2 separate regions of the Homo sapiens genome follow, and region 1 is linked to region 2. A link is a contact called in ENCODE Hi-C or POLR2A ChIA-PET data. All regions are on one chromosome and are shown on one strand. Each heading gives the region's core, a stretch centred on a gene start or an enhancer-like site at or near the end of the contact. The rest is flanking DNA. Distances are from core to core; before and after follow the strand shown.

The links. Hi-C counts contacts between places; a loop is a spot of excess contacts on that map. ChIA-PET counts read pairs that join two places held with the same protein, here RNA polymerase II (POLR2A). Pooled maps may share reads with other maps.
Region 1: POLR2A ChIA-PET joins it to region 2 with 11 read pairs in PC-9. The contact joins the enhancer-like site here to the promoter of BPI in region 2. A Hi-C loop is called at or near these places in 2 of 50 pooled maps. POLR2A ChIA-PET finds 5 or more read pairs at or near these places in 2 of 52 experiments (PC-9 and SK-N-SH).

Annotation. Positions count from the first base shown.
Region 1 is chr20:38,391,195-38,397,387 of GRCh38, forward strand. No RefSeq gene overlaps it. Among named protein-coding and RNA genes, the nearest start is that of SNORA71B, 31 kb to the right of the region's middle. Within about 2 kb of position 4,109, at least 3 of the 41 ENCODE cell types and tissues checked have a DNase peak (open chromatin) inside an H3K27ac peak, as active enhancers do.
Region 2 is chr20:38,302,164-38,308,650 of GRCh38, forward strand. It overlaps BPI (bactericidal permeability increasing protein), which reads left to right and starts at 1,993. Exons shown (of 15, transcript NM_001725.3): 1 at 1,993-2,190; 2 at 5,404-5,518. The coding sequence starts at 2,061.

The DNA of each region.
Region 1 (6,193 bases), core at 2,859-5,358, 91 kb after region 2:
AAATTGCTAAGAGGTTACCTAAGATAGTGAAACAGAAGTTACCTCTGGAGAATGGAAATGAAGCATTGGTAAGGCTGCAAAATTTTTACTTTCCTTTTTGTGCCATTGTACATTATTTGTATATTTTTAAGCAAGCAAATACTACTCCTTAAAAGTAAATTATCTGGCCAAATGCAGTGGCTCACACCTAGCATTTTGGGAGGCCAGGATGGGATGATTGCTTGAGGCCAGGAGTTTGAGACCATCCTGGGTGGCATAGGGGGACCCCGTCTCTACAAAAAAATAAAATAAAATTTAATTTAATTTAATTTAATTTAAAAATGAATTTTTAAATGTATTAATTTCCTATTGCTGCTGTAACAAATTAGCCACAAACTGCGTAACTTTAAACAACATGAACTTATTATCTTTTAGTTTTGGAGGTCAAGAGGGCTGCATTCCTTCAGGAAGCTCTGGGGGAGAATCTGTTCCCTTCTTTGTTCAGCTGCTAGAGGCTGCTTACATTCGTTGGCCTGCAGCCACTTCCCCCATCTTCAAAACCAGCAGCAGAGCATCTTCTCTCCTCTCTGACCTCTACTTCTGGCCTTACATCTTCTTTAACTCTGATCCTTCTGTTTTTCTCTCATAAGGACCCTTGTGATTGCACTGAGCCCACCCAAATAATGCACGATAATCTCCCCATCTCAAAATCCTTAACTTAATCACACCTGCAAAGTCCGTTCACCACGCGAGGTAACATACTCATAGGTTCAGGGAATTAGGACATGGACATCTTTGGTGAGCCCATTGTTCAACCTGCCACAAATGTATATCAAAGCAATTAAGGCACACATTTTAAAAAATCAAATGTGCAAAAGGGCTTATCATAAGAAGCAGTGGTCTCAGAGGTACCACATTTAATTCCTGAAATGTTTCTGGTTTTAGTTCCTTTGATGGCTAGCTCAAGATCTCAAATAACGTTCCTACATCATTTTTTAAATTTACCAATTTTCTAAAAATTTGCTGAGTACATGAGGACTTAGCTTGTCACCCCATTTTCCTTTCCTCTCTCAAAATACTATGTAACATAATATTTTTTGTTTCTCTATTGGTGTGTTTGTAATTTTAGATAATACATTCACACATATTTCGTGCTCTATCAACTATACCTATATGACTTCCCTTTACTCACTGTGTGACCTTGGTGGGTCTCTCTGAGCCCAAGTTTCCACATCTAAAAAAGTCACAAATGTGCAGTAGTCTCACTAGCTGGCTGTCCACCGAACCATTTCTCTTTCCACCTGGACACATGGTTGAACTACATTTCCCAGCACCCCTTGCAATTAATTGTGGCCCATGTGACTGAGTTCTGACAAATCCATAAACACCACCTGTATGATCCCCCACTACATCTTTCTCTCTCTCTGTCTCTGTCTCTGTCTCTCTCTCTCTCTCTCTCTCTCTCAATCTCTCTCTCTCTCGTCCCCCCTCAGCCAGCTGGATGTCGATATATTGACACCCAAGGTGACTTGGGATAAATGTGTTGAAGATGGCAGAGCCTCCAGCAGCAGTCTAGGTCCCTGAATGATTGTATGGAGCAGAGCTTCTCCCATCCCCAACTGTGGCATGTGGGCTTTGCAAAAGCAGAAATAAACCTGTCAGTCACTGAGATTTGGGGATTTAAACATTAAACACGAGCTAGTGTTGGTTTTAATTGGTACAGAAAGTATAGCAACCCATGAGACTACTGAATTACTTAAACGTATGTAAGTATATTAAGGTTTGTAAGTTGCTTAATCAGTAAATGCTTAACAAATGGAAACTATTATTATTAGTAACACATTCCTTGGACGTCAGGGTTCTCCCCTGCTTCCCCTCCCAGAGACTTTCTAGTTTGCCCTGTTCAGTTAACTCTTCCTTTCCCTCAGCAAGAAAATACGTGCCTATCTAACACCATAAATAATCAAATAATCTCTCCTTGTTCAGAACTCAGCTCCACAATTCAATTGGCAACCGATCATGTGGTATTTTCAACTGCTATTTAAATATTTTGCTATCTAATTTCTCCTAGTTTTATGTCTAACCTCCCTAAGTAGATTATAATTGCCTTGAGGGCAGGAAACAGATATTACATGTCTTTGTATCACCCACGGCTCAATGCAGTACTGAGTCAGGCACTTAATACGTATCTGGTGATTTGATTTGAAGTCTCTTGTCACTTAACCTAGTGATCCAATCTTTTCCCAAGTTATGGGCTGCCCTAGGCTTTTATCATATAGCTCCTTCAATTTATAGCCAGCTGTTAATTATCTCCAGATCTTGCCACTGCGCTTCTGTGCATGCTCAGCTGTCCCCACCTTTCACTTTAATTTCTCCTGTTCAGATCCCAGAGCCGCCCGCAAAGGATATCTCACCCTGTTCTCACTGATGATGGTTCTAAGCTGCCCACTGGGGCTTTGAAAGGTACTTGGAAGGTAAATGAGCCACAGAATGTTAACCCAGGAGGGCGGAAACCCAGGGCAGCAGGAAGTAAGAGAGGACCTTGAGGGTCTCCATTTTGCAGGGTGCTCAAGGGCCAAAGGGAAGGGAGGCCCTGGCAGGTTGAGGTGACCTTTACACTTTAACACTTTGGTGAGTTTCCTTAACACCTTCCCATTTCTGAAGAGCCTGGACGTGGTTGAGGTCTTGCAGAGAACGAGTAGAGAGTGCGGTGGTTTCAACTGAAATAGTCCCTGTCAATCTAACAGTCCAATATTTGTAGTTACTTCTCACTATGGATTCAGTTGTGGTACCCCCAAAAAAGATATGCTGACCAGGTGGGGTGGCTCATACCTGTAATCCCAGCACTTTGGGAGGCCAAGGCAAGTGGATCACTTGAGGTCAGAAGTTTGAGACCAGCCTAGTCAACATAGTGAAACCCCGTCTCTTCTAAAAATATAAAAATTAGCCAGGCGTGGTGGCGGGCATCTGTAGTCCCAGCTACTCAAGAGGCTGAGGCACGAGAATCGCTTAAACCTGGGAGGCGGAGGTTGCAGTGAGCCGAGATCACACCACTGCACTCCAGCCTGGGCGACAGAGCAAGACTCCATCTCAATAAATAAATAATCAAAAAAGATATGCTGAAGCTTTAACCTCCAGGACCTCAAAATGTGATCTTATTTGGAATAGGCTCTTGATAGAGGTAATCAAATTAAAATGAAATCATCAGGATGGGCTCTAATCCAATATGACTTGTGTCCTTATAAAAAGGGAAAATTTGGACACAGATGCAGCTACACGCAGAGGGGAGGTGATGTGAAGACAACTATGTGATGCTGGAGGCAGAGATTGGACTGATGCAGCTGCCATTCCAGGGATGCATGAGGCTGCTGGAAGCTAGGAAGATGCAAGGAAGGATTCCACCCAGAGTCTCAAAGGGAGCATGGCCTGTGGGCACCTTGACTTCTGACTTCTAGCCTTCAGGACTGGGAGACAATCCATTTTTGTTGTTTTAAGTAACCCAGTTTGTGGGGACGGGGAGGTGGTTAAGAAAGGGTCTCACTCTGTCATCTAGCAGGCTGGAGTGCAGTGGTGCAATCACGGCTCACTGCAACCTCAACCTCCTGGATTGAAGTATCCTCCAATCTCAGCCTCCTGAGTAGCTGGGACTACAGGCATGTGCCACCACACCCAGCTAATTTTTTGGTGTTTTGTAGAGATAGCATCTTCCTATGTTGCCCAGGCTAGTCTCGAACTCCTGAGCTCAAGCTATCCTCCTACCTCGGCCTCCCAAAGTGCTGGGATTACAGGCATGAGCTACTGTGCCTGGTCTAGCTTGTGGTATTTTTTATGGCAGCCCAAGAAAACGAATACACTTACTTTCCCTTATCCATGCTTCCCTTCCCATATCCATAAAGGGGCACCTAAAGTCAACCTCTCAAGAGTGGGAGGGTTTTTAGCTGAAATAAAGATTTAAGTTAGCCATGCAAAAGTCAGCTTCTCACTGAGTTTCCAAAATAACTGCAGCTGTTCCAACTATTCTTCTGAGAGGAAAACCTTTAGAAATGTTCCCTGGGAGATGGGCTCCCAGGTTGCCAAGCCCTTTTCTGGAGGGAATGTTCCAGACTCAGCTCCCTTGGGACTTTCCCTGCTGTCTGTACGAGTCTCAGACGTGCTGAAGCAGAGAATCAGATGGTAGTGGCTGCTGATGTTTGGTGCCCAATGGTCTGGATAAATTCTTTTTGTTTCCATTAGAACATTCAGTTTCCCCAATCTATGTGCTCTTGGGAGGTGGAGAGAGAAAATCCACTCATTCCACAAATATTTATTGAGCCAGCACTGTATGCCAAGTGCTGTCATTGTGCTTGGGATTTATCAGTAAACAAAACAGATCCAGAAAATTCCCACCTTTATAAACATTACATTCTAGGATGGGAAGAGACAGGCAATAATAAATGAGAACAAAAGTTAATTAGATAGTAGGTTAAGAGATGATAATGGTTATGGGAGAAAATAGAACAGAGTTATAATCCAATCTTTATCCATTTTGTTACTCAAATTATCCCAGCTTTAGTCGTTAGAAATGACTTCAGGATGGCCCCTACATCCTTTGGCTATGTCCCTGTATTTGCCTGTTTTCATACTGCTATAAAGAACTGCCCAAGACTGGGTAATTTATAAAGGAAAGAGGTTTAATTGACTCACAGTTTGGCATGGCTGGGGAAGCCTCAGGAAACTTACAATTATGGTAGAAGGCAAGGAGGAAGCAAGGCACCTCCTCCCAAGGCGGCAGGAAGGAGAAGTGCTGCGCAAAGGGGGAAGAGCCCCTTATAAAACCATCAGATCTTGTGAGAACTCACTCACTATCATGAAAACAGCATGGGGGAACTGCTCCCATGATTCAATTACCTCCACCTGGTCTTTCCCTTGACACATGGGGATTATGGGGATTACAATTCAAGATGAGATTTGAATGGGAACACAAAGGCTAACCATACTAGGCCCCATTATTTTCTGAGCACTTCCTCACTCTAGCACAACAGTATGTGTGCCAGGTTCATCTTTTACTTCCCCTGCTAAAGACTTGCAATCTCCAAGGAACTCTAGTTCCTTTTATTGAAAAATGGTATTTGGAAACCAAGATTTGGGTGCTAGATGTCTAGATGTGCTCACTGCTACTGGGATGCCATTGCCTCTAGGGCTTCTGAGAGGACAAAACTAGAAACTTTACATAGGACAATTACTAACAAGCATACACATAAAGCCATATTTATTTCTATATTTATGCATCTGTATAATTGTTCAAAACCATGGGTTCATACTGATATTTCTGATTCTCATCCAACACCACACAGGATTCATTCTAGCTCCTTCCTTATTTCTAACTTTTTTTCCAACAGTGAGAACCCTGGCTCTAATTATCCATAATCTGCTTTCCTTTTTGTTCAATCCAAATAGACACATATTGACTAAACAGAGCACAATATTTGTATGCAATTCTTTTTATCTTTGACCTTACAATATACAGTAAAAATGCTGTCTTCCAGAGTTGCTTAGTTCTTTTATTCCCCACATCCTTCAGTGGGATTATCTCAGTCATTTGTAACACAGGTTCATTTGCTATAGCTTATATGCCATTTGGGGTTTCTCCCACATATCCTGGTTGGTTTTGATGATTTATTTGTTTACTGGGCATGTGAAACATTACTATGGTTCTGACAGTCAAGGCTATACAAAAAGGTGTACTCGCCAGCATTTGGCATTACATTTTTTTTTTTATTTTAGCCATCCTAATAGGAGAATAATGGTATCTCATTGTGGCTTTAATCTACATTATCCTAAGAGCTAATGATGTTGAGCATCTTTGGTGAGTTACCTAATCAAGTCTTTTACAGATTTTCTCATTGGATTATTTATTATCTTAAGGTTGAGTCTAAAGAGGTTATGTGTGTATGTGTACATATACATATATATATATTCTAGATACAAGTCTTTTGTCAGATACATTAATTGGCACGTTTTCTCCCAGTTTGTGGCCTGCCATTTCATTCTCTTAACAAGGCTGTTCACAGATTACAAGTTTTTAATTTTGATGAAGTCCAACTTATTATTTTTCTTTCATGGCTTGTGCTTTTGGTGTAATATCTAAGAAATCTTTACCAAGACCTAGGTTTTCTTTTGTGTTTTCTTCTAAAAGTTTTATAGTTTTGCATTTTATATTTAGATCTATGATTCA
Region 2 (6,487 bases), core at 743-3,242:
TCTGAGTCTGGGGGCTCAAATCACTTGGAAAAAGGGAGAGCTGGGGTGAGGGCCTACAGTCATGAGTCCTCCTGGCACCTGCCTCAGGTAAGGGAAAATCTTCTCTGCGTGAAAGGAGGAATGACCATGACAGTGATGTGATCGCTGCATCTCAGTTTCCTTGTTTCCAAAATGGTGAAGAGGTCAGGCACGGTGTGGCTCGGCCTTAATCCCAACACTTTGAGAGGCTGAGGCAGGAGGATTGCTTGAGCTCAGGAGTTCAAGACCAGCCTGGACAACATAGTAAGACCTCATCTCAATAATAATAATAATAATAATAATAATAATAATAATAAAACAAAATGGGGAAGAATCATCCCTCTCTCAGGGTTGTTTTTTGGCTTGGAGATGATGCATATGAAGCATCTGGCACACAGTGGATGCTTCACACACGGCCACTGCTTTCATTCTGAAGCAAGCCAGAAGAATTCTAGTTGCTGCAGATGGAAGCAGGAGGGGAGACTCTTTTAGAACCAAACGAAGAGAGGAAGAAAAAAACTTTTAAGAAAAAAAGAAGAAAACTTCAGAAGGTCTCACGTCCTCCGAGCTCAGCGGACTTCATTAGACTTTCATAAAGTCCAAAGTCGGGGAGACAGGGCACTAGGGGGCTGATGAGGACCCAGCGGGAGAGAAGCTGGCTGCCCCTTCTGCAGCCCCGCCCCTCCTCTCATCACCATGGAGACGGAGCAGGCTGCCCAGTGGGGTTCCTGCCCACCCGAGGCCTGAGGCTGCTGCAGAGGGAGGGGCAGGGGCTGAGCAGACAGGGACCTGTCTGGAAAGCTGGGTTGGCGGTGGGGAGTGTCTACATCCCCCCAACTCCCAAGGCGCTGAGGGATTCGGGCTGGTGTGGGATGCATCTGGAGGGCTGTGTTTTGATCCTCGCTCTGCTAGCAGCTTGCTGAGTGACCGTGGGAAGAACGCTTCCCCTGGTGAAGCCTCAGGTTCTACATCTGCCAAAGGAAGGAGTAAAAATGTACAAAAACAGAAGCTTGGATAAGAAAGCTGTGGGATGAGGAAGCAATGAAATATTTAATGCTGGAGAAGAACATTTGCTACCTATTGTTTCTCGAAAAAAGGGAACTTTACCAAACTGACCAGGTGATCCCATATTGGTTAACAAACAAACATGGACTCTCTACCTATGCTTACCAACAAAAGAGGGAGAAAAGAAATACTCTAAAATACACTTTGGCTTGTCTCCGGAAGAGGGAGTTATATGTAATTTGTATTCTCTTGTTTCTTTCTCAAATTTTGGCCAATAAACATGGGTTACTTTTAAAATCAGGATAACATTAATAGCTAGCATTTGGATATTTATTTTGCACGGGCAGTATGCTAAATGCTTTACGTGGTTTTAAGCTCATTTTATCTTCTCCACAATCCAGAGAGGGAGCAGTACTATGTATTTCTCTTCTGCAGAAGAGAAAACCGAGGTTCAGAGAGGTTAAAGGGCTTGCCTGAGGTCGGACCACTAGAGAATGACAGGGCTAAGATTTAAAACCATAGCCAAGATACTAGACTCTAAAATGTGAGCATTGAATCATTACCACTACTGCCTCTCAGGACAAGAAAACACGAAAGCATCTGTTTTCTTAAATGTTTTACTATCAAAAATACAAAAGAAATCAAAAGTAGAAAGAAAAATATGAATCCTTATGTCTGTGCCACCCACCTTCAAGGGAGTCTGTAGATGGGGGCATTTGGGTGGGGACACAGAGCGGGGAATGGGGTGCCTAGGGAGGGGAACCAATCTACACACACACATACACACACGCACGCCCGCGCACACACACGCATGCATACATGGACATGCGAGCCTCCCAGGCTGCACTTCTCCCTGCCTGTGGGGCCCTAACCACAATGGAAAACCACAGCGGCCCTCCCTCTTTCCCACCCTCACCAGGTTCCTTCCTCCTTTCCACATTCTACTGACTTGCATTTCCCCAGCCGACTCTTTTATAGCTCCCTGGTTCAACCTCAAGGCCTTGAGGTTTTGGCAGCTCTGGAGGATGAGAGAGAACATGGCCAGGGGCCCTTGCAACGCGCCGAGATGGGCGTCCCTGATGGTGCTGGTCGCCATAGGCACCGCCGTGACAGCGGCCGTCAACCCTGGCGTCGTGGTCAGGATCTCCCAGAAGGGCCTGGACTACGGTAACTGGATGCCTCCCTTCCCTCCTCTCCACCCCTGAGGAGCACTTACTTAGCATCTACTGTGTGCACCCCTTTAGATCCAGCACCTGGCACACTCATAGCACCTCAGGGCAGGTCCCCTTGCCCCCATTTTATATATGAAGAAACTGAGGCAAAGCGAGTTGCCTAAGATTGCAGGGCTGGGATGGCAGAGCTGGGATTGGAGCACTGGTCTAGAGGACTCCAAGTCCAGTGCTCAGACCCCTGAGGGTCCTCATGGTCCCCTCCTTCCCTCTATGTAACCTCCACCTTTGACTTATAAGCCCTTCTCTTCTTTCCAAAGCCAGTTCTCAGCCTTGCCATTTGCCTCTCGTTGCTGAGGAGGCTGAGCAGGGTCAGAGGGAGAGTGTGGGAGGACCTCCCCACCCCGTGCTCTCCCCACTGCAGGGGCTGGCGGCCATACTGTGCACAGTGCTCCACTGGGTGACACAAAGAGGGTCCCCCCAGACCACTCACCCCAGCCCAGGCAGAGGAGAGAAAGACCTGCTCTAACCTGTGCCAGGCATTGAGCTAGGAACTTTACACACACAGTCTCTTTTACCCTCACTTCAGCCTTGTGTAAGACAAACTGCTGCTATCCACATTTACACGTGAGAAGTGGGCAGCCTGGATTTGAGCTCTGGTCTTGCCTGATGCCCCAGCACGGGGTTGCTCGATGCTGCCTCCCGATGGCAGAGAGATGACCTGCAAAACAGTGGGTGACACCCAGCCCCAGGGAAATCAGACCAAGGGGAAGGCAGAGCCTCACCAGTTGGGGTGCGTTGGGAAAACAGACAGGACTCAGGGGACCTGGTATCCCACCCCTGAATTCCCACCCCAGCCCAGCAGGACATCACTGAATCCTAGAGCTGCAGACAGAAGGCCACAGAAGACAGAAGAGCTAGGGGGAAGGAGTATGGCCCTGAAGCCTGTCGACACAGAGGCTCAGTCAGGGTCTTTAAGTTCAGTGGTCTTCATGCTCCGTCATAGCAGCCTGAGTTTCCCCTTCTACCCAGGCCCCTTGTGCCAATCGGAGTGAGTTTTCTGAAATGCAGCAAATCCCTACACATCCTCCCCTGGCTCACATTCTCCATGGCTCCCTACTGCCTTCAGAAGCTATCCTGACCCTTTGGCATGGCATTTGAGACCCTTCGAGGCCTGGCCCCTGTCAACTTACAGATCCTGGCCACTGCACATTTTTTTTTCCCTCCACACAGTGACCAGTTATGTGTCATTTACTTTTGAACCCCCAGAAAGCCTTCTCTAGGGCATGGGCTCTGGGACCAGAAGGCCTGGGTTCAAATTCTGCCCCTTGTCCGCTGTGTGGCCCCTAGCAAGTCACCTCAGCTTTCTGAGCCTCAGCTTCCTTATCTGTGAAATGGGGGTAGTGACAGGACCTACTTCCTAGGATTGTACAAATTCATACATATACGGAGCCTAGAACAGTGCTTGGCACAGAGTAAAGCTCGATACATTTCATTGATATTATTATTTCCTAACTGGCTCCGAGAAAACCCAAAGTCTGGGCTCCCTCATCTTACTACTTACTCCTTTTCAGGTAATGTGTCTGCCTTTTAATTGGTTCTTTGATGCTGTTAGCCACATTATAACTGGTGGTAGAATTCCTGCCATTAGGACATTATTTATTCATCTAATAAATCTTTTTTTGTTTTGTTTTGAGACCGAGTCTCGCTCTGTGGCCCAGGCTGGAGTGCAATGGTGCCATCTCAGCTCACTGCAACCTCTGCCTCCGGGGTTCAAGTGATTCTCCTGCCTCAACCTCCCAAGTAGCTGGGATTACAGGCGTGCACCATCACACCCAGCTAATTTTTTGTATTTTTAGTAGAGACGGGGTTTCACCATGTTGGCCAGGCTGAACTCTTGAACTCTTGACCTAAAGTGATCCACTTGCCTTGGCTTTCCAAAGTGCTGGGATTACAGGCGTGAGCCACCGCACCCAGCCTCATCTAACAAATCTTAAGTGCCTTCAAAGTGTCAGGCACAATGGGAATGTAAGGGACACACGAGTAAATAAAACAGATTGCTGCTGACTTCAGGGGGCTTACATGTAATAGGGGAGAGACATTCGTCAGAGTCACGTGAATAAATGCATAATTACAAATGGTAACAGGGGCTCCGAAAGAGCAGTCCACAGCATCATGAGAATAACACAGGGCGTTGCTCTGATCTACTAAGCCAGGGAGGGTTCCCAGAGGAAGTGATGAATGAGCTGACTAGAAGCTGACCGGGTGAATATGGGAGGGAAGAATTTCTTAGGGAGCAAGAATAGCATGTGCAAAGGCCCTGGGGAGACAGTCCAAAACCCAGAGAGGTGGGAGATCTGTGGGGGTGTAGCATAGAGCAAATAACAAATTAAGTATCCAACAAAAACTAGCAGGAGGCATAACTGGGTGTTTCAGGGGTGATATTTTAGACCAGGGGTCAGCAAACTACAGCCCTCCGTTTTTGTATGGCTTATAAGACAAAAATGGCCTTAATGTCTTTAAATGATGGGAAAAAAATCAAAAGGGCCGGTCATGGTGGCTCATGCCTGTAACTCCAGCACTTTGGGAGGCTGAGGTGAGAGGATCACTTGAGCCCAGGAGTTCGAAACCAGCTGGGCAACATGGTGAAACCCCAGATCTCTGCAAAAATGTTAAAAAAAAATTTTTAAAAAGTTAGCCTGGTGTGGTGGCGAACACCTGTGATCCCAGCTGCTAGGGAGGCTGAGGTGGGAGAATGACCTAAGTGCAGCGGGTCGAGGTTGCAGTGAGCCGTGATCATGCCTCTGCACTCCAGCCTGGGCGACACAGCGAGACCCTGTCTCAAAACAACAACAAAAGAAGAAAAATACTATCTCACAACATGTGAAAATTATATGAAATTCTCATTTCAATGCCAACAAATAAAGTGTTATTGGAATACAGGCACATATAAGAACATGATATTGTCTATGGCTGTTTTGTGCAGTAATGGCAGAGCTGAGTATTTGTGACAGAGGCAATATGGTTTCCTATAAAGGGTCAGTTTACTATTTGGCCTTTTCTAGGAAACCTTAATTGATCCCTGTTTTTGACCCTTCCAGTGCCACTGTCCATGCTACGAACAGGGGCCCAGGGTCCAGAGCCTGCCCTGCCCCTCTGTCCCCTGCTCCAGGCTGTGCCTCTCACTGTCACCCCTGCCTTCTCCCTTCAGCCAGCCAGCAGGGGACGGCCGCTCTGCAGAAGGAGCTGAAGAGGATCAAGATTCCTGACTACTCAGACAGCTTTAAGATCAAGCATCTTGGGAAGGGGCATTATAGCTTCTACAGGTGAGGCCTATCAGAGCTCAATCCTCGATTTGCAGGACTTGTAGTGTTCTGGGGACACCAAGAGCTAGAATGCAGAGCCACAAACTCCTCAACTCACAGAGTTTCATATCCCAAAGCCTGCATTTACATCATCCCAAGGGGAGGCAACCTCCCAGCTGAGCGTGGAGGAAGCCACAAAAACCACGACTCCCAGGAAGTGTGTCATGAACCCCCAAACTCTGCGCCATATGTCAATTAGAATGTGCAAGTTTTCAAGGTCAGAAAATCTTTTCTAAAATGGCTTAAGGCAGAATGCATTGGCTCACATGGCCGGAAAGTCTCTGGAAGAGTCTGGCTTCAGGTTCAGCTTGAGGCAGGCTTACATGTCACTGGGCCCTGTTTCTCTCTTGCCACCTCTCAGCATCACTTCCTTGGACAGGCCTAATTCGCAGGCAGTGTGTCCCCTCCAGAGGCAAGACAGCCACCAGTAAGTCTCTCTAGATCTCCTGCTCAGCACTCTGAACAAAGAGCCCTAAGACTCACTCTGACTGGCCCACCTCAGATTATATACACAGCCCTGAGCCAATCACTGTAGCCAGGGAATGAAATACACTACTTGGCCGAGCCTAAGTTGCAAGCTCCACCCCCGAAGATGGACGTGAGGTCAACTTTCTTTGGAGTGGCATGGAACAGATATGGGGAGGGGCTTCCCCTAAATAATCTAGTAGTTCTGTTATCACAAGAAGGGGGCTGTGCACTGGGCAGAAAACCCATAAAAGTCCTCTACAGTTTTATACACCCATTCATTCACAGATATTTTGAGCACCCACTGTGTGTCTGACACAGCAGGCTTTGGGGCTGCAATAGTGAAACAAGACAGAGCTATACAGAGCTCTTCTGTACAGAGCTTCCAGTGAAAGGGCCTTCTATTTTATCTTCATTGATTGCCACACACCCTGCAAAATAGCAATCACTGTGCCCATTTTACAG